Regions from separate parts of the Homo sapiens genome. Here region 2 is linked to region 1. Evidence: read pairs that join two places in POLR2A ChIA-PET (ENCODE). Cell type or tissue: HepG2. All regions are shown on one strand. Links, peaks and the distances in the headings refer to the core of each region. The heading gives the core; the rest is flanking DNA.

Region 1 (15,127 bases), core at 3,909-11,908:
AACCAACATTGGTATATTGCCATTAACTAAACCCCAGACTTGCTTTGGATTTCCCTGGGTCTTTTCCTACTTACATCCTTTTCCTGTTCCCATCCAGGATCCTACGCAGGAGACAACATTGCATTTAGATGTGGTTCACTCTTCAATGCAGAGATTTTAGACCCTAACCCATCTCACCCTGTGTAGCTCCAGGTGTGTGGCCTCCTGCTGCTGGGAGGAAACGCACCGAGTCGTGGTGCTCAGTGGCACCCTAAATGCCCTGGGAGCCTGTGAACCCCAAAAATCTGAGACAGGTCTCAATCAATGAAGAAAGCTTATTTTGCCAGGTCAAAGACAGGCACTGTGACACAGCTGAGTCAGGAGAATAGATCCTGGAAGAAGGGAACCGAGAGACTGCCTAGGACTAAATCAAATGTAAGGGCTTGGTACAGTGGCTCACGCCTGTAATCCCAGAACTCTGGGAGGCCAGGCGGGCAGATCACCTGAGGTCAGGAGTTCAAGACCAGCCTGGACAACATGGTGAAACCCCGTCACTACTAAAAATACAAAAATTAGCTGGGTGTAGTGGTGGGTGCCTGTAATGCCAGCAACTCAGGAGGCTGAGGCAGGAGAATCACTTGAACCTGGGAGGCGGAGGTTGCAGTGAGCTGAGAACGTGCCACTGCACACCAGCCTGGATGACAGGGAGAGACTCCATCTCAAAAATAAATAAATAAATAAAATAGAAACACTTCAGCTATGACAGGAAATATCCTCTTTACTTACATAGGGCATCTGTGTAAATGAAGCGTAAATGATTTCATTGACAAATGAGTAAGTGACTTTGTAACTTTACTTCATCCTCTTCATTTACACAGGGCGTACACCAAGTAAATGACTTTGTAACTTCACTTTAGCCTCTTCATTCACAAAGGGCATACACCAAGCAACCAATGGAAACCTCTAGAGGGTATTTAAATCCCAGAAAATTCTGTAACCAGTTTCTTGAGCCCCTATGCTGGGGCCCACTCCTACCTTGTGGAATGTACTTTCTCGTTTTCTTTTTTTTTTTTTTTTTTGAGGTGGAGTCTCGCTCTGTCGCCCAGGCTGGAGTGCAATGGCGTGATCTCAGCTCACTGCAAGCTCCGCCTCCCAGGTTCACGCCATTCTCCTGCCTCAGCCTCCCGAGTAGCTGGGACTATAGGTGCCCGCCACAACGCCTGGCTAATTTTTTGTATTTTTTAGTAGAGACGAGGTTTTACCGTGTTGGCCAGGATGGTCTTGATCTCCTGACCTTGTGATCCGCCCACCTCGGCCTCCCAAAATCCTGGGATCACAGGTGTGAGCCACCGCGCCCGGCCTTGTACTTTCGTTTTCAATAACTCTCTGCTTTTGCTGCCTCACTCTTTTTGCTTTGTTTGTGCATTTTGTGCAATTATTTGTTGGACAACACCAAGATGCCAAGAACCTGGACACCGTCCACCGGTAACACAGCCTCAGGGGGTCCTGAGGACATGTACCCAAGGTGGCTGGGGCACGGTTTGGTTTTACACGTTTTAGGGAGACATGGAGACATCAATCAATATATGTAAGATGTACATTGGTTCCGTACAAAGAGGCAGGACAACTCAAGCAGGGAGGGGGGCTTCCAGGTGGCAGGTCGGGGAGAGACAAACCGTTGCATTCTTTTGAAATTTCTGATTAGCCTTTCCAAAGGACGCCATCAGATATGTATGTATCTCAGTGAGCAGAGGTGTGACTGAATAGAATGGGAGGCAGTTTTGCCTTAAGCAGCTCCCAGATTGACTTTTCCCTTTAGCTTAGTGATTTGAGGGCCACAAGATTTCCAAGATTTATTTTCCTTTCACAAGCTGAAGAAGTGGGAGCTGCCTTTGGTGCTCTCCCCATGGACCTGACTCTGGCCTTCCCCTCCCTTTACCCCCATGGGTCCCTTGTCTCTGCAGTTGATTTGCTCACGAGATTCTAAATATCAGCCGTTTACTACTTAGGATAAACCGCAGGTCTTGCTGCAGTATCGCCCGTTGCTGATATGTGCAGATGCCAAGTTCTCTGGATGGGAACCATCTAGAGCCTTGGTAGTCAAAGGCCGGGCGCAGTGGCTCACCCCTGTAATCCCAGCACTTTGGGAAGTCAAGGCAGGCGGATTACTTGAGGTCAGGAGTTTGAGACCAGCCTGGACAACATGGTGAAACCCTGTCTCTCCCAGAAATACAAAAATTTGCTGGGCATGGTGGTGCGTGCCTGTAATCCCAGCTACTCGGGAGGCTGAGGCCGGAGAATCACTTGAACCCAGGAAGGGAGGTTGCAGTGAGCCGAGATTACGCTACTGCACTCCAGCCTGGGCAACAGAGCGAGACTCCGTCACAGAAAAAAAAAGAGTCTTGGTAGTCATGGGGATTGAAGCCTCTTTGGGAGTCCCATCCCTTCGCTCCTTCTGTGCCTGTGACCCCTCACTGTGAAGTGCACACTCCCAGAGTGCCCAGGCCAGGCTGGTTCAGTGCCACCCACCCTCCAGCCTCTCCCAACCCCCCACAGCCAAAGCACCGGCACAGAGGTCACAGGAGACTCAGGCCACGTGGCATCCAGATGCCGACAAAGTGAGTTCTTTACCCAGAAAATGAAAGGGAGACCTTCCCGAGGCGCTTGCCCATCCAACTGTGCAAGGATGACGGGGTTCCACTCAAGCCAACCGAAAACATCCACAGATAAGAATACACAAAATAAAGCCAACCCACAACAAACTCCCAGGACTCAGAATCCAACACGCCTCCCATCGTCGTGTTGTGACCAAGCGAGTTACAGAGAAACGCCACACTTTGAGACAAATTAAAGAGTCTTTTATTAGCCAGCGACCAAGAGGCAGCTAATGCTCAAAATTCTCTCAGCCCTGAGGAAGGGACTAGTTTTGTTTTTATACCGTGGTCTAAACAGCGGAGGCAGGATTTTAGCTGAAGCAATTTTTACAGAAGCAGAACTGGCAAAAAGTTAAAAATTTAATTGGTTACATGGCCGGGCGCGGTGGCTTAAGCCTGTAATCCCAGCACTTTGGGAGGCCGAGGCGGGTGGATCATGAGGTCAGGAGATTGAGACCATCCTGGCTAACGTGATGAAACCCCGTCTCTACTAAAAATACAAAAAATTAGCCGGGCGTGGTGGCGGGCGCCTGTAGTCCCAGCTACTCGGGAGGCTGAGGCAGGAGAATGGCTTGAACCCGGGAGGCAGAGCTTGCAGTGAGCCAAGATCGCGCCACTGCACTCCAGCCTGGGCGACAGAGCGAGACTCCATCTCAAAAAAAAAAAATTAATTGGTTACAAAAAATAAACAGTTCCAGGTGCAGGGGCTTAAACTATCACAAAGAGATAAATGCAGGGGCTTCGGGTGCCATCCACCGAGCGCGTCCCGAGGAGCTGCTGGTGCAGCTTGCCTCTGTATCTTATCAGTAGGTGCATTTCTGGACGTGCTTTGAGTCAGTTTACACTAGTTATGCCTTAAGGGAGGGAGATGAAAGGGGACTGCAGGTGAAGAAACTAAAATGGAGTCTGTCCGGCTCTCTCTCTGCTAGGAGAGAGTAGGCTATCACCGCTGAGCCACAGGGGACGGCAAGTTGTCCATTTTTCCTGCTCAGGGGCCGCTGACCTCACAGCAGCCGGAATGTGGGTGGTGGCATTCCAAGGGCAATCCACATTTCACCGTGATTAGAAAACGAGGCCAACACGGCTCAGGCTCTGAGCATGGCTTCTCTGCACTGGTGACTGCAAGAATATCCCTCATGCCTTTGAAGGGCCATGGAGAAGTTGGCATAGCTCTCCTGGAGTTCCCGAATCTCTCGCCCAAAGTAACTTGGCCCTTCGAGGCAGAATTGGAGAAACAGAACATCCTCACACCCAAGTCCCATTTTCTCTGTGGTGACCTGCAAACCACACTGCACCTTCTGGCTGCGACACCCTCAGATTTCAGGCCAGAACCTTGGAAGAAGTAGGGCCACTCCCTGGTTTCTGATGGGGCCAGAGTGCTGGGTTGGGGACGTTGCCTCCAGAGCTGTCTCTGGGGGCCCTGACGCTGCCGTGTGCTGGGAGTGAAGGAGCTCCTACCTCACGGGCCAAACCCACTCCCGCTCTCTCCCAGGCTCCAGGGATAAAACTGGAGACCACTATGTCTTGCTTTCCGTGTTCTTTCTCCCTGCCATGGCTGGGTGCAGAAGCTGAAGCCGCCTTTGCAAAATTATGACTGCAGCAGTGAAAGAGATCTAATGTAACCGACATCATCTTACTTCTTTTTGGTGGGTGGGGGGGGATGGAGTTTCACTCTTGTTGCCCAGGCAGGAGTACAATGGCACAATCTCGGCTCACTACAACCTCCACCTCCCAGATTCAAGCGATTCTCCTGCCTCAGCCTCCCGAGTAGCTGGAATTACAGGCATGTGCCACCACGCCTGGCTAATTTTGTATTTTTAGTGGAGATGGGGTTTCTCCATGTTGGTCAGGCTGGTCTTGAACTCCCAACCTTAGGTGATCTGCCTGCCTCGGCCTCCCAAAGTGCTGGGATTACAGGCATGAGCCAGTGCGCCCGGCCTTAACCCCTATTTTAAATGTGCATAATTTCTACATTGTCAAATCACAGAGTCATTGCATATGATCACATCTCTCATTTTGTCCTAGTCCTTCAAACAGCTATGCACGTGTATCTCCCACTCCCAGCAGTCCTTCTCTTGATATCTTGTCACTTTGGTTGTCTGAAACCCAGCCTCTAGGAGGTTCCTTAAAAGGCATATAGGGACCAGGTACAGTGGCTCATGCCTGTAATCCCAGCACTTTGAGAGGCCAAGGTGGGTGGGTCACCTGAGGTCAGGAGTTCAAAACCAGCCTGGCCAACATGGCAAAAACCCCGTCTCTACTAAAAATAAAAAAGTTAGCCGGGCGCGGTGGCAGGCATCTGTAATCCCAGGTACTCTAAGGCTGAGGCATGAGAATTCCTTGAGTCCGGGAGACAGAGGTTGCAGTGAGCCGAGATCATGCCATTGCACTCCAGCCTGGGGGAGACAAAGTAGAACTCTGTCTCAAAAAAAAAAAAAAAAAAAGGAGGCTGGATACTGTGGCTCACACCTGTAATTGCAGCACTTTGGGAGGCCAAGGCGGGCAAATCACCTGAAGTCAGAAGTTCAAAACCAGCCTGGCCAGCACAGTGAAACTTTGTCTCTAGTAAAAATACAAAAATTAGCTAGGTGTGGTGGCGCACACCCCTAGTCCCAACTACTCAGGAGGCTGAGGCAGGAGAATCAATTGAACCCAGGAGGCCGAGGTTGCAGTGAGCCGACATTGAGCCACTGTATTCCAGCCTGGGCGACACAGTGTGACTCCATCTCAAAAAAAAAAAAAAAAAAATACAAAGGCTTATGGGAATAATGAGTTCTTGCACGTCGATGTTTTGTCTATGCCCTTTGTACTTGAAGATCGGTTTTGCTTGGTGCGTCTTGAAAGGAGGCCCTGAGCAGTGATTTCTGAGAGTTCACAGAGGATGTAGACCCCAGCCTCTTTAAACATAACCAGAGTCCCCTTGCACTCACCCACTAATGCAGAGAAAACCACTCTGTCAGTGATAATCCTATTACATGTGAATGTAAATAAATTATTTTTTTAATGAAAAGCAACTATGTTTCTAAAACCACAACATATTTAGTAAGAAGGATGGCTTGTTTTATGTTTTTGCAAATAGAAGACAATTGGATTTTTATTTTATGTATGTATTTATTTATTTAGAGACAGGGTCTCACTCTGTCACCCAGGCTGCAGTGCAGTGGCGTGATCATGGCTCACCACAGCCTTAACTTGCCTGGCTCAGGTAATTCTCCCACCTCAGCCTCCCAAGTGGCTGGGACTATAGGTGTGCACCACCACACCTGGCTAATTTTTGTATTTTTTTTGTAGAGATGGAGTTTCACCGTGTTGCCCAAGCTGGTCTCAAACTCCTGGGCTCAATAAATCTGCCTTCCTCGGCCTCCAGAAGATCTGGGATTATAAGCATGAGCCACTGAGCCTGGCCCAGATTTTGTTTTCTGTTTTGGGATAGAGTCTTATTCTGTCACCCAGGCTGCAGTGCAGTGGCACAATCTCAGCTCACTGCAACCTTCACCTCCTGGGTTCATGCAATTCTCCTGCCTCAGCCTCTGGAGTAGCAGGGATTACAGGCATGTGCCACCATGCCCAGCTAATTTTTGCATTTTTAGTAGAGACAGGGTTTCACCATGTTGGCCAGGCTGGTCTTGAACTCCTGACCTGAAGTGATCCACTCGCCTTGGCCTCTCAAAGTGCTGGGATGACAGGTGTGAGCAATCACGCCTGGCCTGTATTTTCAGTAGAGACAGGTTTTCACCATGTTGGCCAGGCTGGTCTCAAACTCCTGACTTCAGGTGACCCACCTGCCTTGGCATCCCAAAGTGCTGGGATGACAGGTGTGAGCCACCATGCCAGGCCAGTGGCCCAGAGTTTATATCTGGTTCTGCATTCTATCTCCTGGCTGCATCATGTCATATGGCCTCTGGAAAACTTCACTGAACACTCATGAAAGAATCCCTGGACTTTTTGTTTTGCTATGTTGTCATGCTCTCTGCTTTTTTGTGGGGATTTGGAATGTTCAAAAACTATGCTGCCACTGCCATCTTCCCAGATCTTCATAAGATTGCTGATAAGGGAAAGGGGTAAGAAATAGAAGGTAGGCCATGTGTGGTGGCTCACACCTGTAATCCCAACACTTCGGGAGGCCGAGGCAGGTGGATCAGTTGAGCACAGGAGTTTCAGACCAGCCTGGACAACATGGTGAAACCCTGTCTCTTCAAAAAATCCAAAAATTAGCTGGGCATGCTAGCACACACCTGTAGCCCCAGCTACTCTGAAGGCTGACATAGGAGGATCTCTTGAGCCAGGGAGATCAAGGCTGCAGTGAGTGGTAACCACTCCAGCCTGGGTGACAGAGTGAGATCCTGTCTCAAAAAAAAAATTAAAAAGAAAGAAATAGAAGGTGAAGCTGCAATGTTCTCTCTCAGCATGTCTATTTAACATTGTACCAGAAGGCTTAGCACAAAAGGCAGGAAAAAGAAATAAAAGGTTTAAGGTTTAGAAAATGTAGAAAATTTAAAGAATGTACGGATAATCTATTAGAATCCATAAGTAAATTTATCTAGGTTGCTGGATACAAGATCAACATACAAAAACTAGTTGTTTTTCTATATATCAGCAGCAAACAAAACAAAGCTAAAATCTTAAAAGTTACCATTTATAAAGTCACCATTTATAAAAAACATCAGATACTTAAGAATAAATCAAACAGGCCAGGTGCAGTGGCTCACACCTGCAATCCCAGCACTTTGGGAAGCCAAGGCAGGTGGATCACTTGAGGTTAGGAGTTTGAGACCAGCCTGCCCAACATGGTGAATCCCTGTCTTGACTAAAAATACAAAAATTAGCCGGGCATGTTAGCATGCACCTGTAATCCCAGATACTCGGGAGGCTGAGGCACCAGAATCGCTAGAGCCTGGGAGGTGGAGGTGTCAGTGAGCCAAGATCACGCCACTGCACTCCAGCATGGGTGACAGAATGAGACTTCAATTCAAACAAAACCAAAACCAAAACAAACAAACGAAGAATAAATCAAACAAAGAATTTGCAAGACCTCTACACTGAAAACTACAAAATATTGTTGAGAGAAATGTAAGGAGACCAAAAAATAATGGCAGGGCTCTTTTAGTAACTGAGACAAGACTAAATATTAGAAAGATGTCAGTTCTCCTCAAACTGACCTACAGATTCAACACCAATTTTTTTTTCTTTTCCTTTTTTTTTTTTTTTTTTTTTTTTTTGAGACAGGGTCTCACTCTGTTGCCCAGGCTGGAGTCCAGTGGCTTGATCTCACCTCACTGCAACCTCCGCCTCTCGGGTTCAAGCGATTCTCCTGCCTCAGCTTCCTGAGTAGCTGGGATTACAGGCGTGAGCCACCACACCTGGCTAATTTTGTATTTTTAGTAGAGACAGGGTTTCGCCATGTTGGTCAGGCTGGTCTTGAATTCCTGACCTCAGGTAATCCACCTGCCTTGGCCTCCCAAAGCACTGGGATTACAGAAATGAGCCCTGGAGCCTGGCTGCTTTGGGTGTTCTCGAGACTCTACACTCTCCTCCCGTACACCACAGCAAACAGCTCGGACCCCCTGACAGCTCCTGGCCTTCCCCAGCTGAGTGGAAGGCTTCTCCAGGGCTTACTTCAGTTCTTCGTGGATTTTGCCCAGTCGCCCGGAGGCTGCAGTTCCACCAGGCAAAGCCAAACATGCTTGTTTGTTCTATTAAGAAATGGCTGGTTAATCTTTGGACCTAAGTGCAATGTTGGACGTGGCTGACGTTCATTGCTTGAGGAGGTATGTGTTATTGAAATGACCCAGAAGGCTGCATTTGGCAGTTTCCCTTACTTCTGACCCAAGCCTCATGCAGGGCTGTGTGGGTGCTGCCTGCAGCCTTTTGCAAAAGATGGAAAAATGGCAGGAGGCACGAAAGACCACCAGGAAAGCCGAGCGAGCTCCTCAGGCTTGTTCCATCAGGTCTGGGAAGTCAGTAAGCCATGGGAATGAGATCCCAGCAATTCTTGGGTCCTTCCAGCTGTTTCATTCCTTGGGAATTAACACATAGGACCCTGAGGGTTCTAACGCACAAGGGCAGGGAAGGGGGCCAGGCCATGCCCGCGAGCTTGCCAGGTCATTGTCCTGGGTCACGGGGTGGAGGAACCTGCTCTGTGCACGCAAGGCACGAGCTGACTTGCAGGGCCGCTGAGTCACGGGAGAGTCAGGAGTCAGTCCAGTGTAGACTGCGTGCTAGAGTGGTTTAACAAGGATGCCAAGTGCATTGTTCAAAACATGGCTCCCCTGTCTGCCGTGAGTCGTCTTGAGGCGGGGCTCCTGTAATAACCTTCCCCCAAGGCCTCTCCTCTGCAGCACCCCGCTGGACACCTGAGGTCCTCTCCCTGTACAAAGAAAACCCAAACCCACTGCTTCTCTTTGGCCATTAGCTTTTGGCCTCTTCAAGCTGCTCTTTGGGGTCTTCACGGTCTCTGGTGGGATTCTCTCTGCGAATTAGGTTTGCATTAAGTTTTCTATCTTTATTACGCAGAGAAGACTGGCTTCACGGGCTTTCCCCCTACTTGGCTAGCAGACACATCTTTTCAGCCCTAGGCAAAAGAATCCCGTGCTCGAATTATCCAGAGATAATGTACGTTTGCTGTAATTAACAACCCACCAGAGCCCTGGGGCGCTCCCTACAGACATGGGTCTGGTGTGGCAAATGTGCAAGGGAACTGGCTCTGCCCGGCCCTCCCAGGCAGCTCTCCCATTTGTCTCAGTATCATCGCCTTCCCAGCTCCCTGGGGCTCCCCCTCCCAGAGAGGAGCAGCCCAGGCCTGACTGCCAAGACACAGGGCATCATTTACCCACTATGGTTAGAAAGCTTGCCCAAGCAATGGCACCAAGCCAATAAATATTATTCTCTGCTATCAACAGCCAAGGCCACACTCTGATTTGTTAGTGGTGGGTTAAATAAACAAGACTTCTGGCTGGGCGCGGTGGCTCATGCCTGTGATCCCAGCACTTTGGGAGTGGATCACAAGGCCAGGAGATCGAGACCATCCTGGCTAACACAGTGAAACCCCATCTCTACTAAAAAAAAATACAAAAAATTAGCCGCTCGTGGTGGCATGCCACTCTGTAGACCCAGCTACTCGGGAGGCTGAAGCAGGAGAATAGTTTGAACCCAAGAGGCGGAGGCTACGGTGAGCCAAGATCGCCCCACTGCACTCCAGCCTCGGCGACAGAGTGAGACACCAACTCAATAAATAAAAAATAAAATAAACAAGACTTCCAGACCACGGGTGGAGAAGATCCAGCCAGGGAGCTGGGCACAACTCCCCGTTTCACTGTGCGGTTTCATTTCAGTTGGAAAGAACTTCATCTGTTGAAGTGCACAGACAGCATTCAGAGGCTAGAGACGCCGGCATCGGCACAGCACACAGTGCCCTCTGTTCCCCTGGCCCAGGCCAAGAGCTCTTTGTGTGTCTGAGTGACTGGTCAGCACTGGGCAACAAACCCACGCCGGGAGACGGACAGCGAGCCGCCTCAACCCACCAGCCTCTGGGGAGCCTCTCATCTCGCAAGCACCTGCGGAGGCCCGCCCGGCGCCAGACCAGTCCAGGCACCCAGAGGCCTCTGCTCTCCTGGAGCTCATGACAAGTAAACAAATACACAAGATGGTTTGGGATCCCGATGAATAAGTTAAGCAGGGCAACCCAACAGGGAGGACAGGGCTCCCGCATGTGACGGACCCAGGAGGGAGCGACCCCCCGTGTTGACATGGGGGGAAAGGCGGGAAGTCAGAGAGGCCGGGAGGTCAGAGAGGCCAGGAGGTCAGAGAGGCCAGGCCCCTTCACACGGGGTGGGCGGGGGGGGGGGGGATTTGCTCCCTCTGGAGGCCAAAGAGGAGGGTCCTTTCCACCTCTTCCAGCTTCTGGGGGCGGCTGGCTTCCTGGGCTTGTGGCGTGTCTGTCACTCCAGTCTCTGCCTCTGCCTTCACGTGGCCTCAGTGCATGTCCTCACATGGCCTTCTTATAAAGATACCTGTCATCGCATTTAGGACCCACCCTAATCCAGCACGACCTCATCTTAACTAATGGCACATGCAAAGACCCTGATTCCAAATCCGGTTATGTTCTGGGGATCCGGTGAACACAAATTTCGGTGCTTTGCTCAGTTTCTATGGAGTCTTGTGTATAGGAAGGGACAGGAGAAGAACCAAATTCTCATCTGAGGCAGATTTTTATTCCTCATTGCAAAATTTAAACATGAAACCAATTAAAACCTTTTTGGGGAGGCCTCTGCTCAATCAGTCAACCAAGGACTATTTACCAAGCAGCTGGTCTTGGGCTCAGCTCTGCAGTCAGCACTGTGGTACCTGACACGGATTGGCAGCTTGCTCTCAGAACATTTCCAGGCTAACCAAGAGGACGAGCACAACGAGCTATTTTTCAAGGAATAGATCAGTTAAGATATAACCCACCTACCGTACGATTTGCCCATTTAGAGTGCGCAATTCAGTGGCCGTTAGTACAATGACAGAGTTATGCAGCTATTACCCCAATCAATATTAAAACATTCTCTTTTCTTTTTTTTTTTTTTTCAGATGGAGTCTCACTCTGTCGCCCAGGCTGGAGTACAGTGACACGATCTCAGCTCACTGCAACCTCTGCCTCCTGGGTTCAAGTGATTCTCCTGCCTCAGCCTCCTGAGTAGCTGGGATTACAGGTGCGTGCCATCACGCCCGGCTAATTTTTGTATTTTTAGTAGAGACAGGGTTTCACCATGTTGGGCAGGCTGGTCTCAAACTCCAGACTTCGGGTGATCCGCCTGCCTAGGCCTCCCAATGCTGGGATTACGGGCGTGAGCCACCACGCCCGGCCAAACGTTTTCTTTTTACTTTTTTTTTTTTTTTTTTTTAGGACAGGGTCTGGCTTTTTTTTTTTGAGATGCAGCCACAAGGCCAGGCTGGAGTGCAGCGGTGCAATCTTGGCTCACTGAAACCTCTGCCTCCCGGGCTCAGGTGATCCTCCCACCTCAGCCTCCTGAGTAGCTCAGGCCACAGACACATGCCACCGTGCACAGCTGATTTTATTATTATTTATGTATTTATTTATTTAATTGAGATGGGGGTCTTGCTATGTTGCCCAGGCTGGTCTTGAACTCCTGAGCTCAAGCAATCCACCCGCCTCAGCCTCCCAAAGTGCTGGGATGACAGGCGTGAGCCATGTCACCTGCCCCAGTTAACTTTTGTGTATATTTGGTAGAGATGAGGTTTTACCATGGTGCCTACACTGGTCTTGGGCTGAGCTCAAGCAATCCACCCACCTCGGCTTCCCAAAGTACAGAGGTGAGGCACCATGCCCAGCATAACTTTTCCTTTTTTAATTTATTGAAAATACATAGGACTGTATAAAGCCAAAATTACCACATCACCCTGGGGTTTGTAATGTATGTAGGTGCAATATGCAAGACAACAGCAGCATGAAGCATGGGGGGTTGGGTAAATATGGTCACAAGGCTTCTATGTTTTATGTGACGTTTATATTTCTAATACTAACTCTGGGCTGGGCGCGGTGGCTCACGCCTGTAATCCCAGCACTTTGGGAGGTGGATCACCTGGGGTCGAGAGTTCGAGACCAACCTGACCAACATGGAGAAACCCCGTCTCTACTAAAAATACAAAATTAGCCAGGTACGGTGGTAGATGCCTGTAATCCCAGCTATTTGGGAAGCTGAGGCAGGAGGATCGCTTGAACCCAGGAGGTGGAGATTGTGATGAGCCGAGATCGCGCCACTGCACTCCAGCCTGGGCAACAAGAGCGAGACTCCATCTCAAACAAACAAAAAACAAAACAAAACAAAACAAAACACTCTGAGTAGACTGTGAAAAACTAAGGGTAGATGTTGCAATCCCTAGAGCAAGGAGAAGGAATAGCTAAAAAGCCATAGTTCTTGCTTCATAATGCTAATACTTGGGGTGGGCATGGTGACTCATGCCTGTAATCCCGGCATTTTGAGAGGCCGAGGCAGGTGGATGACTTGAGTTCAGGAATTTGAGACCAGCCGGGCATGGTGGCGCATGCTTGTAATCCCAGCTACTCAGGAGGCTGAGACAGAAGAATCGTTTGAACCTGGGAGGCGGAGGTTGCCGTGAGCTGAGATTGTGAATTGCACTCCAGCCTGGGCAACAGAGCAAGACTCCGTCTCAAAAAAAAAAAAAAGCTAATACTCAGAATAGAAATTCCAACTTGACCACTTAGTGGTGTGATCAGAGGCGGGTCTCTCAGCCTCTCTGAACTTCATCTGTCCTGGGAATTGAACAATCTAAGCTGTTTATCCCCCAGGGTGTCCCAGAGGATGAAATGAGGCAATATCAACTGTGCACTGTGTTTTGTAACCTGAGAAGCATTGTTAGCCTGCAAAGGGTCCCTTCCATTTGACAGGATTCTCCTGTACCAGAGATGATGGTTTCCTCCCTATCCCCCAAGAAAACAGAGACTATCTCTGATTTCAGCAAACAGCTGTGTCAAGGCCTCACATCCTTGGCATGCAGGCATGTCTCAGTCATTGGTGAGGACCTCTGATCCCACCTTCAGGTTCACGATCAAAGGGACTGTTCCCATTTCCTTGGGCAAGAAACCAGAGGCCCGGGACTTTGTACAATTTCCGAAGCAAATGTTATGCACACATACGCCTTCCCCAGCCCACAGGAGATACGCATTTCCGGAAGCTTTTGGTGATCGTGATCACACGTAGGCAGTTTCCAAAGCGTGAGGGGACCTGGTGGTGCAGGTGAGGTGGCCCGTCCCAGGTCCTACAAGGTCCTCTGGCACAGCTGGGATCCCTGCTAACTCGGCGGAAGGGCTCTCTGCTCACCCTGCCACCTCGGTGCCCTGTGGACCCTGATCAGCGGTCTGAAGCCAACTGCCCTGGCATGACCTCCCTGTGGGGTTCCCTTCCCAGCCTGAACCCTTTGGGGTTCCACTGCTCACCAGGGGTGATGCTTCAGAAATCATACTAAACAGCACCTGCTTCAGAGGTCTAACCTACCCCTGGCCCAGCCCAGGTAGGAGTTCCCCAGTCTTCATGAGCTTGGGAGGGGTGGTCAGACACCAGGAGACTGTTGCCATTCCCTGCAGTGACACTCCAGAAACCAGGCAGCCGACGGTCCCAGAGGGGCGAGTCTAAAGGGAGGCACTGCCAGGTGGGGTATCCCAGGCTGCAGGACACCCACGGAGAGGCTGAGGGTTCCGGCCAGAGAAAGGAATAGAGCAGAGCCCTCTGATTGCTCCTTCCTACAAAGTCTAGGTGGACGTCCTCAACAGCAGGTCGCTTTGCTGAGGGGACTGTCTTCAAGGGGAAGCAGCCAGAGAAATCTACCACGACCTAAACCAGCCCTCACACTTAGTCTTCGGCACATGCCAAAGGTGTTCCCTGCGTTAGTCTCCACTGCTGCCGCGCTTCCCTCCCAGCAAGCTCAAGAAAAGCCTGGCCCTGTGTGTATCAACCGCATGGTCCCCCTTTGATCTCTCTGGCCCAGCTGCCGGGCCCTGGCTCGCCACTGGGGAGGCCCTCAGTCCTCTCGCATTGATCCTTCCAGTGAGGCCACGGGAAAGCCTTTGGCACTGGGTGCTGTAGGGCACATGAGCTGGGGTCAGAGCCTTGGACCACCAACTGCAAGGGGTGCTGTGGAGGGCTCTCTGGAGACCCCCACAGCACTGAGGCTCTCGTCCCCCGACCAGGAGTTTCTCCACAAATTGTTCTCCAGGAACTGCCCTTGGCTAAAGCAATGTCACGTCCCAGGCCATGGTCCCTCCCTGGTGGCCCATGTGGAATCACTCGTCAGTGTCATATGAGAAGAATTGTATGCTCAGACCCTGTAACCCAAGGCAGCTGCCTGCTTGCCAGTGTTGTCTCAGAGCCTGTTTGTTGCAGCAACAAAAAGCACAGGCATCTCGGGGGCTTGAAAACTCAGGCTTCTTTCTCGTGTACATCAAGTCCGCTGGGGGTCCAGGAGGTTCCCCAGGGTAGCTGCTGCCAGGGGAGGGCCCACACATGACCCACGCCAACCCCTGCTTGCCCAGCCATCATGCAGAGGACAGAGGAAGGCGAACCCCAGCAAATAAGGGCTTCCACCAAGAAGCGACACCCATTGCCTCCACTCTGAGCCCACTGGCCTTCCCGAAGTCTAAGACTAGAATTCCTGCCTGTGCATAAAGAACTGGGGATTGGTGAACCGCCATCAGATCTGCCAGATGTTTCAGGAAAGTGAACATTTGTTTACATCTGTGTGGATTGGGCTACCTCCTTCTAGACAGAGCCCGGTCCCCTCAGCCTCACTGCCCTCTTTTTATTTTATTTTATTTTTTTGAGACGGAGTTTCACTCTTTTTTTTTTTTTTTTTTTTTTTGAGACGGAGTCTCGCTCTATCACCCAGGCTGGAGTACAGTAGCACGATCTTCGCTCACTGCAAGCTCCGCCTCCCGGGTTCACACCGTTCTCCTGCCTCAGCCTCCCGAGTAGCTG
Region 2 (15,127 bases), core at 2,914-10,913, 68 kb after region 1:
TCCAGTGCCAAGGACAGTGTGTCCCAGGGTCTGTGACCACACAAATGGGAACTGCTTATGAAACCCCAGCCCGACCTCACCGCGGAATGGCAGTGTGGAAAGGGTGGAGGCTCTGCAGGCAGACACAGAACACAGATCTATGGAGTGTGTGTTAAAGGGTCCAGAGACACCCAGCAAAATACCAACTGTGTCAGTCCACGTCAACAGAGAACACAGGTGCAAAGGGGCGGGGGCTGTTTCACACTCACTCTCTTTATTCCTTCTACCAGCCCCAAGAGAAAAAGCAGCTGGGAAAAAGGCTCAGAATCAGTGATTTCCCCAAGATCACACAGCACAAGACCAAAGTCTGGGCCAGCCAGCCTTAAAACCTGTGCGCCAGACTGCTCTCACCTGTTCCCGAATGCTAACAGTGGACACGTCTGAGTGATGGGGTTACCACGTTTGTTTTGTTTTCCATGCTTACCTCATCTTCTTTAAAAAGCAGACAGAAACACAGAGACAATCCCACACCTGCCCATGGAATGATGAATGAATCACAGCATGACCAGGAGCATGGCCCCGTCGGGGGTGGGTGAGGGGCGACAGCACGTGGGACTCTGACAGACCCAGGGTGAGATGGCTCGGGTGAGGTCTGCATGGCAGGCATAGCCCCTGCCAGGCCTGGAATGTTCCACATCGCCCCCAGGTGAGGTTACAACGCATCAGCTGGGCTCTCAAGATTCACAGACATCGCAGCGTAAAAAACAAGAAAAACTGCCAGAGCCCCTCCCAGTGGTGGCCACGCTGTCCCACGGGAGCACTCCTGTGTCCCCCTCTGGGTCGGATTTCACTTGCTGGGTGATTTTCCCAGAGGGAAATCTCCACGTTGTACAGCACTGCAGAGCTGCGGACTGGGAGGCACCCGGGGACGGGACCTCATGCCCTGTGAAGGACACACAGGCAAAGCCTCGAGGGGCCGCCGGTGGGGCCTGGGGGACGTACTCACCCTTCCCGATCTGGACGAAGCCCAGCAGGATGATCAGGGCCAGGGCCAGGAGCTTGGCGGCGGCAAAGGCATCCTGGACCCGGGTGGCGGCCTTCACGCTGTAGCAGTTCACGGCCGTGAGCAGCACTGTGGAGACAGAGGGCAGCGGTGAGTTCCACGGGCAGACAGACGCCAGCTCAGGGGTAGGCTGGGAGGTGACGACCCCACCCCCACCCCAGGGCCAGGTCCACCAGAAAAACAAGCTCCTTAAACAGCTCCAGTCCCCTGCCAGCCCTTAGGGCACGTTCTGACTTTCTGAGACCTGTTTTGATAAACTTCGCAGTCCTTTCAGGTCTAAGGGCTGGATCCCAGGTGCCCCTTAAGATCTGCAAGGGACCTTTCCTCACCCCCCACCACACCAGGCCATGGAGTCCCACCTGTAGTCAGGACTTCAAGTGGGGTCACTGCCTCCAGAGACCCAGGTGAGCAAGGTGACCCTGCCACTTGGAAGGCGCCCATTACACCTTTTTGTACCTACTCAGCACCCTGACCTGACTGTGAGACCCACGCACAGCCCGACTGCCGGACTCCATGAGGGCGGGGCCCTTTCCTCAAAGAGGATCTTCTGTGGATTCCAACAGAAGTGGGGTGTCCCGCTTTCCCGGAACTACCTGGCCAGTCACCTGGGGACGGCAGCCTGGGAGGGGCCACAGGGGCCTGTGGTGAGCAGAGCAGACCCTGCTGCCCTGCTGCTTTGGGGGCATACGATGAAACCCAAAATAGCACCGTGTGCTTCAGAAGCCTGAGTGACCCCACACAGATGGCCAGAACGCCTGCCCCAGGAGGCGCTGAGATGTGGGGTCAGGCACGCTCAGACAGGTCTCCAGACACCAGCACGTCCTCCTGGGCCCTGTAAGGCACCCAGCTCTGAGCCTCTGTGTGTGTGTGTGTGTGTGTGTGTGTGTGTGTGTGTGTGTGTGTGTGTTGGGGGTTCTGTTGCAATATATAGGCACGCTGAGCCACTGTGTGTGTGTGCGTGTGTGTGTGTGTTTTGGGGGGTTCTGTTGCAATATGTGCGCACGCTGAGCCACTATTCAGGGATCTGTGAGCTGGTGGGGAAACAGCCACCCCCACAACTTAAAATGAAGTAAAATCATATTAATCCCGAGGCACTGACTCCACGACACCCCTCACTGCCTGCTGCACTACCCTTCACTCCTCTGCTCACGAGGTTATCTGTCGCTGTCAGCAGCTTGAAATCTGCCAGTGGGAACGTCTACACCCCAGAAGTGGGCAAAGGCCCAGCACGGGCCACCCACACAGCTCAGATCTCACAGCCCTCCCGGCACCGCACCACTAAGACTGCAGGAAGGTGAGAGCATCAGAAAGGCCGTGGGCTCCTCTTCTCTCTTTCCCCTTGGGAGTAACGCTCAGAAAGGTCTGGCCAGCCAAGGCCTTGAGGACTCCAGTGGCTTTTCCCCAGCTGAACAAATCCTGTGGAATCTTACAATGTAAGCAACAGACCCCGAGGAAAGACATCCATGCTAATTAACTAATGACACCGGAAACGTCCTGAGGTGCGGGACGGGCTGCCGCCTGCCTATCTCTCAGAAATTAACCACCCCGCTACAATTCTGTGGATGCCAGAGCGGAGACGGCTACTACACACCAGGAAAGTCTGGTTGAAAAATGTCTGAAAGTCAGTGTTTTCGCTGCTATTCCTAAAATAAAATACTTGAAATTCCGGAACTTCCACTCCTCACCCAAACTGAAGAGGTGATTCTTCACCTCTTCCCAGGGCTCCCAGGGACATGGAGATGTTACCAGTCCAGAGCTCTCCAGTCCAACCCTCAGGGCTCAGCAGGGTCAGGTCAGTGGGTCTAGGCAGCTCCTTGTCCGCTGCACAGGGCAAGGGGCAGGTCCTGGCTTGCCAGTCCCATTTCCTTATGGTTGGGGGGAGCACGACCATAAAAGAAACTGAGCCTCGGGGACCTAGCCGGCTTCTGGAGAGCTTTCTGGATTCGCAAGAGGCCGGCTGATTGCATCACTCGCTCATTCATGCCCGGAGGGAGGCGGGGAGTGGGTGTGGCCAAGCCGCACTCGAGGCTGCCTCTCCCCAAAAGGGAGAGAGGCACGCTGCCACCACTGAACTCCAGACACCAGACAGGCGCTGCGGAGACACTGAGCACTGCCCTCGCGGCTGTCACGTCTGCGGCTGTCACGTCTGCTAGGGGGTTGGGGGGTCCAGGAAGGGCAGCGAGTTGCCCAGAATTGCCCAACCACGGGCTGTCCTGCCACACTGACGTGGTGCTGGGTAATGACGCCATCAGGGCTGTCACTGTGGGTGGGACAGAGGCCAGGACCCCCCCGCCCCCCCCCCCACCGCCAGCCTGACCCTGCCTGCCCAGTTCCAACCCAGCCGCTCCCCAACCAAAAACAGTCTGGAGGGGCTGACGGGTGCCACCGGGAGGGTTCACCAGATCATCTCCTGACGTTGGAAATAACCACAGGACAGACAGGCGGGGGCCGGGTCTTGAAGTCAGGTGGGGAGCAAAATGGCCATAGAACAAAGGGGACCTTATATTTATTCCTTTTATAACAAGAACATAAATTTTCATGTTCACTGACTTTGGGTGATGAGTAAACAAAGGTTTCATTATTCTCCACAGTGTCCTTTTTTTTACGTTTTAAGATGAGATAAAATCTTAAACAAATACATGAATTCATCTGGGTTCAGTACCTTTCGACCTTAAGGAGGCGAGGCAGTCACAGGATAAGTCTGGGGTTTGAACCTCAGTCCCTGCTGGCACTTGCCCTCTCCCAAGCCTCAGTGTCCACACCATGGAGGGGCTGCTGGCTGCCCCCACAGCAGGGAGATCGACAGGGCTGTGCCCTGAGTCAGAGTGAGGGGGCTGAGCACACAGGGCCAGCCACCCCCAGATAAGTGTGGCCGCGCCAGCCTGCGGGGACAGCTGGGCCAGGAGATAAAACCCGTCCGGGGATACCCCGTGGCGTGGCTTGGCTTGATTGGCAGATAGCCGGGCAGGCTGAGCTGGGGGCCCCTCCCAGTCTGGGGTGCTGTCTTCCCCGTCCTCACCTGGCTGCCTCCCACCTGGCTGGCTGGCAGGGGCTCCAGAGGAGCTGGGGTGCCTTGGGGGCAGTGCATTGGAGGAACCCCTGCCCTCCTCCTCCCTTCACCTGTGTCTCCACCACCCTTCAGGGCCATCAGCCACAGAAACATCCTCATCTTCGGGTGGGCATTGACAGCAAGGCCCACAGCCCGGTGAAGGAAGGACAGCCCTGGCCATACCCAGAGCCAGCGCCAGGGCCTTGGCCAGGACACCTGTCACAGTGAGGCCCAAGCTGTGGTCCTGGTCCTGACTCAAAAGCCACTTCAGATACCCTGAGGCTCACGCAGGAGGGATTGGGGACGCGGCCAGCCCATTTCTCCTCAGGACCCTGGGGTGGGCACCAAGGCCTCCCACTGCTCTCGCCACGTGCCCTGCTGCTCAGAGCTGGGGCGTCCCGGGGAGGTTGCCACCACCCAGCATGAGGTGGGGGACACCCCCACCCCCTTGTGCCTCCCCATCTCTGGGGTGGGGCCGGCAGTGATACTGACCTCAGAGACCATGCAAGAAGGCACCTGAACAGGGAGGGCCCACAGACGGGACAGGTGCATACTGCTGGCTGGGCCCACAGACGGGACAGGTGCATACCGCTGGCTGACCCCCCAACTCTGCTCAATCACACACGTGCACACACACGCACAGCACCCCCACAACTTGTAAACCAGGAGGCTGCCTTCTCCTGGCCCCTGGCCTTACCCCTCTCCCCTCGGGGGGATGACTCTCTGAGGTGCCTCCCTGCCTGATGCCCGTGAACGCTCACCTCTGCGGCAGCCGGCTCTGCTCACCTCCCCTGATGCTGGCATCTTGGTCTCCTGGCCCCAACTCTGTCCAGCTCCTGATAAAATCCCGCTACAAGCAAAGGGATGATCCCCCAGGGTCCAGTGTTGGAGGAGAGGGGTGGGGGAAGGGCCAGTAACAGGTGTGTTCAATATGGAGAGCAGGTGGGACCTGTGGGCCCCGGCTGGGTGGGGACCCCGCAGGCCCCATGAACCCACCCCACACGGACTAATGCCTGATTCTTTCAGGTAATAAACATGTACCAGGTACAGGAGCATCCGTGGATAGGGTTCAGGGTCAGCCACAATGAAAATCCTCTCTGTTGGCCACAGAGGCTGCTCCCTGGGCCGCCGGTCCTCACCTGCCCCCGAGCCAGGCACAGCAGTGAGTCCTGCAGGGCTCAGCACCTTGGCCTGTCTGTAAGTGGGAGTACCCAGTGAACATGATCCTCCCGGGCCCCTTCGAGCCCAAACACAGCCACTGTGAGTGCCCCAGGCAGGCGTCCAGCCCAGGCAGGCATCCTGCAGTCCCTTCTGTCATTTTCAGACCCAACAGAAACAGAAGTGCTCCTGCCAGGCCCCCGAGGACTGCCTCCAGGAGTCATCTGTAATGACAGGCTGTGTTCCGCGCACGGTTTCAGAGTCTGTCCAGAGGGCCAATGCTGGGGCTGGGGCAGAGATGGTCCAAGGCCTGTGAGCTGTGCAGCTTTATAGGCAAATGACGATTGTTTACCCAGAACTGCCTGCTGGAGACAGCACAGAGGAAGTGGCCGGCAGCTTCATCAGTTCCAGGAAGCCCAGGCAGCCTGGTCCCCCAGGGTGCACCGGGCACAGCAGTTCGCACGGGGCCGGAGAGCGGCAGCTGACCACAGCAACTACAGCTGGCCCGACACCGGGCACAGGTACCAGCCCAGCCCAGTCCCGCCCAGTGCAGCCTGTGGCCCCTAGCGGAGCCAGCACCTGGCAAACCTGACACCCAGCCTTGGAGCTTGGGCCCCCCTCTGCAGCTGGCTGGGGCTCCTGAGACAGCTTCTTTGTCGGAATCCACTCGGTACGCACAGGGCCCCGAACTTGGTGGCTGCCCAGTGCACATGGGGCTTTAGTAGAACCAGTACCTTCCTCCCTGGCCCCTTCAAGTCTAAATATCCCCTGCTCTGAGTACAAGCCTCCACCTTCTCCACCGACAGACAGCCCCCACCATCTCCCGTGTCATCCCCCGGGGGAACTTATAAAAGCAGTGGTGGGGGAGGCGGATGGAAACCCAGAGCTTCTGATCAGGCAGGTCCGGGAGATGGAGACAACACATCTGCACAGAACAAGGTCCCAGGGAGGCTGGTGCTGCCGGCCTGGGGAGCGCCCCCAGCACAGGCGCGTGCTTCCCTGATGGACACGTCACCGCCCCGGGCTCCAGAAAATGAATGTGTCTGACCCAGTGACCCCTGTCCTCACCCAAGGCCAACCTCACCCCAGAATGGGCTGGAATGCCAAGCCTGCCCATGCCGGCTCCAGATCCACCTGCCTCCCTGCCACTGCTGGCCAGAGAGAGAGGTCAAAGTGGTCCGGAAACCCCAAGGAAAATGAAGCAGTTCCGGGGCAGGGAAGCAAAGGCAGCGTTCACATTTTTTTTTTTTTTGAGACGAAGTCTCGCTCTTGTCGCCCAGGCTGGAGTGCAGTGGTACGATCTTGGCTCACTGCAACCTCCGCCTCCTGAGTTCAAGCCATTCTCTCACATCTACCTCCCGAGTAGCTGCAGCCTCCGCCTCTGGGGATCAAGTGATTCTCCTGCCTCAGCCTCCTGCCTCAGTAGCTGGGATTACTGACACCTGCCACCACACCGGCCTAATTTTTGTATTTTTAGTAGAGACAAGCGTTCACCATGTTGGCCGGGCTGGTCTCGAACTCCTGACCTCAGGCGATCCGCCCACCTTGGCCTCCCAAAGTGTTGGGATTACAGGCGTGAGCCACCGCGCCTGGCCGGGATGGTCTGCTTATAATGGCTCAATTTTGATGCCCAGTCTCTGCAGAGCACAAGGCCCCACCTTTGGGCCGGACATACAGATGTCCCTGGGCAAACAGAGAGATGATCCCAAGGCCCTGGCCCCACCTGTCTGCTCAGTGTTGAAACAGATTTCTGTGAAAACAAATTACTAACAGGCTGGTGTCACATTTTCAAATTCTGTCACCAGCCCTTGAACACATGTCTTTGTACTTTTTTCCATTTTTAACCGGGGCTGAGTTACGCCCAACCACACTGTCCTGGCTGGCACGGGGGAGGAGGTGTCAGCTGCTGTCCAGAATGGGGCTGACACATTCATTTTAAACAGGCCAGGAAGATGCAGATTTGGCAAGCTCTGAAATTTGCCAACATCCCAAGTCCAGGGTAAGCAGGAGAACTGGAAAAGGGCAGCTTCTCATGTGGTCAGGTTCTCCTGACACAAGCGTCCTGGTGGATTTGGGTTTCCCAAGGGTCCTGACTCCAGGAGACCCCCAGGGCTGACAGGAAGGGCCACCGCTCCCTCTGAAACTCTGAAACCAGGCCACCCGGTGCTGAAATGCTGTGTGAACTCCGGCAAGTTCCTTTGCAGGGACTGAGCCTCCCTTTCCTGTTTCCAACAGACTGGAACAACTGCCTCCTGCTGCATGGGCGAAATACCTCGCGGACGTGTCTTACGGCGCCCCATGAAAGCATCACCATTAATCTGACCAGTCACCGCAGCATGAGTATCTTCAGGGCACAGATGAAGCCGTGGGCACCAGTGATAAGGAGTTGCCACTGCTGGCTAAGTGCGGAGCCTCACACATCTGTGGTCCGGAAACCCACGCCCCACTCCAAACCCTCTACAGCTCCAACAGTTATGCTAACAAGAAAAAGGAGTGAAAACCCGCTCCAGTCACGGTATTGTGGAGGTGGAAGGACACTTGTGGCAGCCAATCCAACACCTCCATTTTATAGCCGGGGTAAACGTAGTTCAGAGAGGTTGTCCCACTTGGTGAAAGTCACACAGCAGTTCCTGGGCGGCAAAGTGAGGACATCCAGGTCTCCTAAATCTCACCCTCGTGCTCTGGCCACTTGACTGGGATTTTCAATCCCGGCTGTCAAAGAGAAGCACCAAGTCCACTTGGGCTCCTGGCCAGCGTCCAAGCCAGTCCAACTCAACAGCAAGCGGAAGCAAATACCACACAATGAACTCGTTGAACAGACTCTGCGCTCAGGCTTAACCAGTGCACAGCCTGTACACCCGACAGGAGGATGCAGCTGTTCCAAGCTAAGGCCAGGGCCTCTCCCCAATCCCGATGGGCTCTGCAGATGCAGTGATGGAAGAATCCCTGGTGACGGGGAGCCCTTAGCTCTGAGCAGGACCTGAAGCCATCTCAGGGCTTGCACCGGCCCAGATGCTGCTGCACAAGTGCTCCAGGGGCTCCTGCCCTGCCCTCCTCACCTGCCCCCTCACCTGTCAGGGATGTTTGATTCCTGGCTGGCCCCTCCCCTACCTGACCCCTGCCAAAGACCCACGTCACCCCAGGCTTCCAGCTCTGAAGCAAACGACCAGAGAAGTCAAGCGCCTGGCTCCGGGCCACACAGCTTGAGGGACTCAGAGCTCCAGGGACAGTGCCCGGGCCCTGCTCAGGCCTTCTGCAGAGGCCCTGGGCTCTTCCAGTTGACTCAGCTCACAAGGCCCCTACACGGTAGCAGGTGAAGACAGGGCCCCAAGAACCCTCAGGCTCTGAAGCCACACATGAGAGCCGTGGACAGAATCCTGCATTGGCCTCCAGCAGCTCGAGAGCACAGGGACAAAGCTGGACTGGCCCCGGGGTCACCATGGCCTTGGTTTTGTAGCAGCTGCAGTTTGAGCACGTACACCAAAAATAAAATTCTAAGCCCCGTAACTGACTAAAGGGACCCCTCCTATTGCCAAAGGGATATTCCAAAGTTAACCTGAAAAACGAGCTCAGGTCACGATGGGAAGAGGGGGTCACACAGGCCTTGTTATACCCCCTCCCTCTGGAATTCAGGTACAGCGGACCAGCACTAACACTCAAACACAGATCTTGGCCTGGCTCAGTGGCTCATGCCTGTAATCCCAGCACTTTGGGAGGCTGAGGTGGGCAGATCACGAGGTCAGGAGTTCGAGACCAGCCCGACCAACATGGAGAAACCCCATCTCTACTAAAAATACAAAATTAGCCAGGCATGGTGGCGGCAGGCACCTGCAATCCCAGCTACTTGCGAGGCTGAGGCAGGAGAATCGCTTGAACCGGGTTGCAGTGAGCTGAGATCATGCCACTGCACTCCAGCCTGGGTGACAAAAACAAAACAAAACAAAACAAAACAAAACACAATATTCGTCTCCACAACCTCCTGTCTTACCCAGATACTCCTTTCTATTGATACCAGGTCTTTAGCTAATAACTCTTTCAACCAATTGTGAATCAGAAAATCTTTTGCCAGGCACGGTGGCTCACACCTGTAATCCCAGCACTTTGGGAAGCCAAGGTGGGCGGATCACCTGAGATCAAGAGTTCGAAACCAGCCTGACCAACATGGTGAAACCCCCGTCTCTACTAAAAACACAAAATTAGCTGGGCATGGTGGTGCATGCCTGTAGTCCCAGCTACTCGGGAAGCTAAGGCAGGAGAATCACTTGAACCCAGGAGGCGGAGGTTGCAGTGAACTGAGATCATACCACTGCACTCCAGCCCGAGTAACAAAAGCATCTCAAAAAAAAAAAAAAATACACACACACACACACACACACACACACACACACACACACACACACACACACACACACATATATATATAAAGAAAAAGGAAATCTTCGAACCCACCTGTGACCAGGAAGCCCATCCCCGCCTTGGAGTTGTCCCGCCTTTCTCGGCAGAACCAACAAATACCTTTCATGTACTGACTGATGTCTGCCTGTAACTTCTGTCCTTGTAGGAGGTATGAACTCCAGCTGTGGCCCACCCCCTGGGGCACATGTCCTCAGGGCCTCCAGGCCTTGGTCCTCACATTTGACTCCGGATAAATCTCTTCAAACATTTTACAGAGTCTGGCTTTCTCGTTAACAAGCAGCTCACACATACAGTGTCTCAGTAGTGACAGATGCTGGCCCACCCCGAGGTCAGGATGACTCAGCAGGGATCGAGTTTGCGGGCGTCACGCTCCAAGGCCCAGAATAGGAGGTCGGTGCTCATTCCTCACGTAGTGGGCAAATCCTAGGGCAGGGGAGGGGCGGGCAATGCCAGAGAACGGTCCCCACCTGGGGTGGTCTGACGGCCAGGGATGCAGGGAGAGACGCCTCCCACACTCCCGGAGGCACGCACGTGCTGTGGCCACCCCGGAGGGTCCGCCTTCCAGAGGGAGAATTCAGGATTCGGCCAGTATCAGGGAAGGAGACGCTGTGGGGGGCCCTCCTGTTGGAAAAGGGCAGCAGCGGGAAGAGGGTGCTGCCACAGGGCCTCTGGGGAGCGTGCGGGCACACAGTACCAATCTGCATGCATACACGTGTCCTGTCCCTGCAGACGGGCCAGGCAAGGCCTGCCCATGGCCAGCTATCCAGGTGATGCTCCAGGGAGGGCCAGGCCTACTGGGGGGCAGAACCCTGTGGCTGTCCAGGGTACCTGGATGTGAGTCTGGGAAGGATGGAGAAGGGTGGAGGAGCGCAAAGGGCCCCTAGGGGATGCTGGGGAACACAGATGAGCCTCTGACCCACCTGTGTCCTTACCTGGGCCGACTGGGCCACCCAGTCTTGCTGACTGACACCTCCCCAGACCCCTGGCACCCACCAGACTCCCCAGGCGTGGCTTTGTGCTCCCCTATGCCTGATGACAAATGGTGGCCTCAGTGTAGAGGTGGGCACTGTGGCCCCTGGCTCCTGGCTCGCTCCTGCCTCAGTTTCCCCAGCTGTAAATTGGGGATTATCACTGGCTTCAAAGGCTGGAGTGCAAAGTGGTGGCCAAGAGGTGGCCAAGAGGTGCCAAGAGGTGGTCCAAGAGTGTGCCCTACCTTGGACACCCCTCTCCTGGGGGTGGCTCTCAACCTGGCCTGGGCCCCCGGGGGTCTGCGCAACCCACCCTTCTGTGTGAAGGCGGCTGATACACATTTCTGGGCAAGATTCTGCACATTCTGCTGGATTATGAAAGAGGTCTGTGACCCAAGAAAAAAGGGTCACAAGTGCCCGTTAGGCTCTCCTGTGTGGCTCAGGTCATGTGCTTCTGTGAGCTCCCCCTACGGCCTTGCCCCGAATCCCGTGATGCAGCGTGACCTGCCTAGGTGCCGGCGGCACTTTCATGTGCGGCTGGGAAAGTCAGATTTCAGCACTAATCACTGGCTGCCGCCTGCAATGAGCCCACGGCTTGAGCTCTGGGGCCCACCCAGCTCCTTAAACACGCAGAACCTTTGCCAGCTGAGCCAGGATCCCAGCTGTGGGGGGTTGGGGGTGGAGGGGTGCAGGGATCCCAAAACCCAACCCGGGGCCAGGTTTTACACAGGCCTGGACTGAGAAGTGGGGCTACAGGCTACAGGTGCTTGATACCCCAGGGGGGCCCTGGAACAGGCCTGGACTGAGAAGCGGGGCTACAGGTTACAGGTGCTGGATACCCCAGCGGTTGGGGGGGTGGTGCTGGACACCCAGGGGGCAGATAGAGGCAGCCAGGCAGCCTGAAGACCCTGGGGCAAAACACACACAGGCCCCCTCTGCTCTCTGGTCACTGCTAACTGGCCAACTGGCCTTTGAGTCCACTGACCACAGCTAAGCCCACAGCCATCAAAACCCACCCCTTACACCCTTCACCCTTTAGGGAGGGGCTCAGAGACAGTTGTGGCGATTCCTACTTCCACCCATAGCCCCCCGACCCTGGGCCTGTGCCGAGCGTGGGTGGGTGACATCATCTCGCACCCAGAGCTCCAGACTAAAGGAAACCCTGGCTCCTGTCTCTGGCTCTTCCCTCCCTCTCTTTGTTCCCTTGCTCCTTCCTTCTTTTGCCAGAGGAGAAGACAGTGAGGCTGAGGGCTGCTCCATGTGCACAGTGAGCAGGAGATACAGGCACGTGGAGGGACGGTCACAGCCCGTGCAACTGGCACCTTCACACGCAGAGGCCTGGGATTCCCAGACACCTGGCGCTGGGGCCAATCCCATTCCACAGTCAGAAACAGGCTCGGCGGGGCCAGGTGGATTTCTCAAAGCCTTGGTTGCTTTTGGCCTGATGCTAGCTGGACAGTGTCTCAGCTCACAGGTTCCTAAACGCATACCCGCCCACACCAATCTGCTGAGGAGTGACAGCCATGGGGAGGAGAGCCACCTCACTCCAGGGACCCTGGCACCGTCTCCCATGAGGCCAGGTGTCCTCAGCCACCCGCAGCCAGAGTCCCGCGAGACCGACGGACGGCCTGCCCCTGCGTGACGGCACGCCTGGGACTGTCTCAGCAGCCCCCCATGCTTCACCCAACTGGGACAGGGAAACAGGAGGGGGCTACTTCTGCTTTCAAGGCATGGAGGAGCTGTCTGCAGGCCACTTCCCGAACACCTATGCGCTTGGAGAAGTGACTGAGACTGAGCCAGGGTATCTTCTCCACGATGCAGTGAGCCCATCGGGCCCTTCTTCTGAGAGCACCTCCCTGGAGGTGGAAGCCCCTGAGGCCCACAGCATCTTCTGAACCTGTGAGTTCCCACTTACTGAGAACTCGCCTGGATCAGTGCCGGGCCACAGTGGACCGGGACTTTGAGTGGATGCTACCCTACTCGCTATGCAGAGCCAGCTGGGGCCCAGGGAGGTCAGATAAACTGCCCAAACCAAATCCAGGCCCAGCCAGAATCTCAGCTCCAGCCTTTGCGCCTTCTGATAAAACCCAGCATCGCTTGAATTTCCAGTACACGCTGCCAAGTCTTCGTTAAGCAATAAATAACCACACAACCCTACTGTCATGCCAAGTTCCATATGGCCATCCAGAAAGAGACACATGGAGCTGGTTCCTCTCACCTTTATGACCAGTGAAAAGCGCACCAACACGAAGACACGCGTGAAAGGACCTCATCTCCTACCCAGACTGACAAGCAAGGGATTTTTTTCACTCACCGTCAGTGGGATGGTTCTAAGCACCGAGGCCAACCCATTTCACACGATTATTTCACAAAAAGAAACCTTCTGTGGGACGTGCCTGGGCGACTGAAAAGACAGCCAGCAAAACTGAGAACCTTGTTCTCAAATCTATACCCTCTCCCAAGGCAGCCTCAGAGGCCCGAGGGCTGAGGATCCAGACCCGAAAGCCACTGTACCTTCTGTAGGATCAGGCTCAAGGAATAAGGGGGTAAAAGGTGCCCTTTCCCTTCCTAAGCAGAAAATTCCAGAACCCAACCTTATGTGTGATCATTTAAAAATATATATATATATATATATATCAGCCGAGTAGGCTGACTCACGCCTGTAATCCCAGCACTTTGGGAGGCCGAGGTGGGCGGATCACCTGAGGTCAGGAGTTCGAGACCAGCCTGGCCAACGTGGAGAAACCCTGTCTCTACTAAAAAATACAAAATCAGCCAGGCATGGTGGTGCATGCCTGTAATCCCAGCTACTCGGGAGGCTGAGGCAGGACAGTCGCTTGAACCCAGGAGGCAGAGGTTGCAGTGAGCCGAGATCGTGCCATTGCACTCCAGCCTGGACAAAAAGAGCGAAACTCCACCTCAAAATAAATAAATAAATAAATAATAAATAAGTAAAATAAATCACTTTCTATGGCTTTTCACTGCTCCAGGAGCAATGTCCACAGATCAAACGCCCGGCCTCTCCTTCACACCCTGGAGCGCCCATCCTGCCCACTGGTCCGGGCTCCAGGCTGCCCCCTGCACCTGTCAGAAGCCCCCCTATAAGGGCAGGGTCTCCCTTCCCGGGACATCCACTGCCCTTCTCCGAGCTGAAGTCAGAATGACCTGAGAATCAGCTTGGAGTTCTACCAGCCTCAGCAAAGCCCACCTCTGCGACAGCACTCCTTGCAGACCCCTGACCCGGTGACAGATGAATAAAGTACAGACACACAGATATTCTGCTCTGCCAGTCCAGCTGAGGGTCCCAGCCGCTTATAGGCTCCCTGCTGAGTCCTGTAAACAGTTGCTACTTGGCCCTGATCAGCTAGTCAGACGTGCATTTATTCAGTATGATTAACTAACAAAAGCTTGAGTCAACACCATTAGAATGTAACAGACATTGTGGACTTCCCAAGTAAAAAGCACTTAAACACCCACGGTCTTAAGATTATGCGAGTAAACAAGCTAGCTAGGTAAACTACGCTGCCTTTCTTTTATCACTATTTTTATTTGTTTAATTAAAGGTAAAGGGATCAGGCCGCCTTCAGCCAGAGCTAATTACCGAAGTTATGCCAACTTCTCGGCCTTCCAAGATTTGTGTCTATTTCTATAACTATCTCTAATATCTTTCCCACCAGAATGATTGAACCCCAACACACCTCCCTCTCTCAGCAGGGTCTGCCTGTTCAGAGAACACAGCTTCTCTTTCTTGCCTTACACACAGGGGCAAGAATAGATTCACTCTTGCAGAGAGTACATCCCTTTCTGTTACTGAAAATCACTTTCCAAAAAAAAAAGCAACACATACACACATACTCACCACACACACAGGTGGGTCAGAGAAAAAAAACAAGTACAAATGGCTTAGGGACATGAGAAGTGTGGCCCTAACTTTCGCTGAAAGGGACCCTATTAACATTAACCCTCACCTCTGGGTCAGAGAGGGTTGGCACTCTAGGGCCTGCCTTGAAGCTTTACCTACTGGGACCAAAAGGACTGCTTGGAAAGCTATTTTAGGCCAGGTGTGGTGGCTCAAGCCTGTAATCCCAGCACTTTGGGAGGCAGAGGCGGGTGGATCACCTGAGGTCAGGAGTTCAAGACAAGCCTGGCCAACATGGTGAAGCCCCGTCTCTGCTAAAAATACAAAAAATTAGCTGGGCATGGTGGGCACCTGTAGTCCCAGCTACTCGGGAGGCTGAGGCAGGAGAGTCGCTTGAACCCGGGATGCGGAGGTTGTAGTGAGCCAAGATCGTGCCATTGTACTCCAGCCTGGGTAAGAGCAAAACTCCATCTCAAAGATAAAATAAAATAAAAATAAATTTAAAAAATACTTTTTAAAGCCCTATTACCACAAAATAAATCCAGGAACGCGTGACTTGGTACAGCCTCTTTGGAAGGCACATTAGCTATTACATTAGAATCCACACCCCGCCGGGTGCGATGGCTCATGCCTGT

What was found. Peaks named below come from ENCODE experiments on the same cell type or tissue, not always from the same donor. Only the 100,000 strongest peaks of a DNase experiment are listed, where the experiment ranks them.
Region 2: POLR2A ChIA-PET joins it to region 1 with 14 read pairs; 28 of 35 experiments call an interaction of 5 or more read pairs at or near these places.

The regions. Positions count from the first base shown.
Region 1 is chr16:87,781,392-87,796,518 of GRCh38, forward strand. No RefSeq gene overlaps it. Among named protein-coding and RNA genes, the nearest start is that of KLHDC4, 23 kb to the left of the region's middle. RefSeq lists enhancers at 8,240-8,741, 8,559-9,758. In HepG2, for the core only: no CTCF peak of the experiment used is centred there; DNase peaks (open chromatin) are centred at 7,547, 8,350 and 8,810; H3K4me3 peaks cover 563 bases.
Region 2 is chr16:87,850,739-87,865,865 of GRCh38, forward strand. It overlaps SLC7A5 (solute carrier family 7 member 5), which reads right to left. Exons shown (of 10, transcript NM_003486.7): 2 at 986-1,111. MIR11401 (microRNA 11401) reads left to right here and starts at 3,158; the gene lies at 3,158-3,226. RefSeq lists enhancers at 1-448, 2,261-3,168, 2,756-2,995, 3,169-4,074, 9,767-10,524 and 3 more and a silencer at 5,197-5,385. In HepG2, for the core only: no CTCF peak of the experiment used is centred there; DNase peaks (open chromatin) are centred at 3,153, 3,573, 6,963, 7,993 and 5 weaker places; H3K4me3 peaks cover 1,953 bases.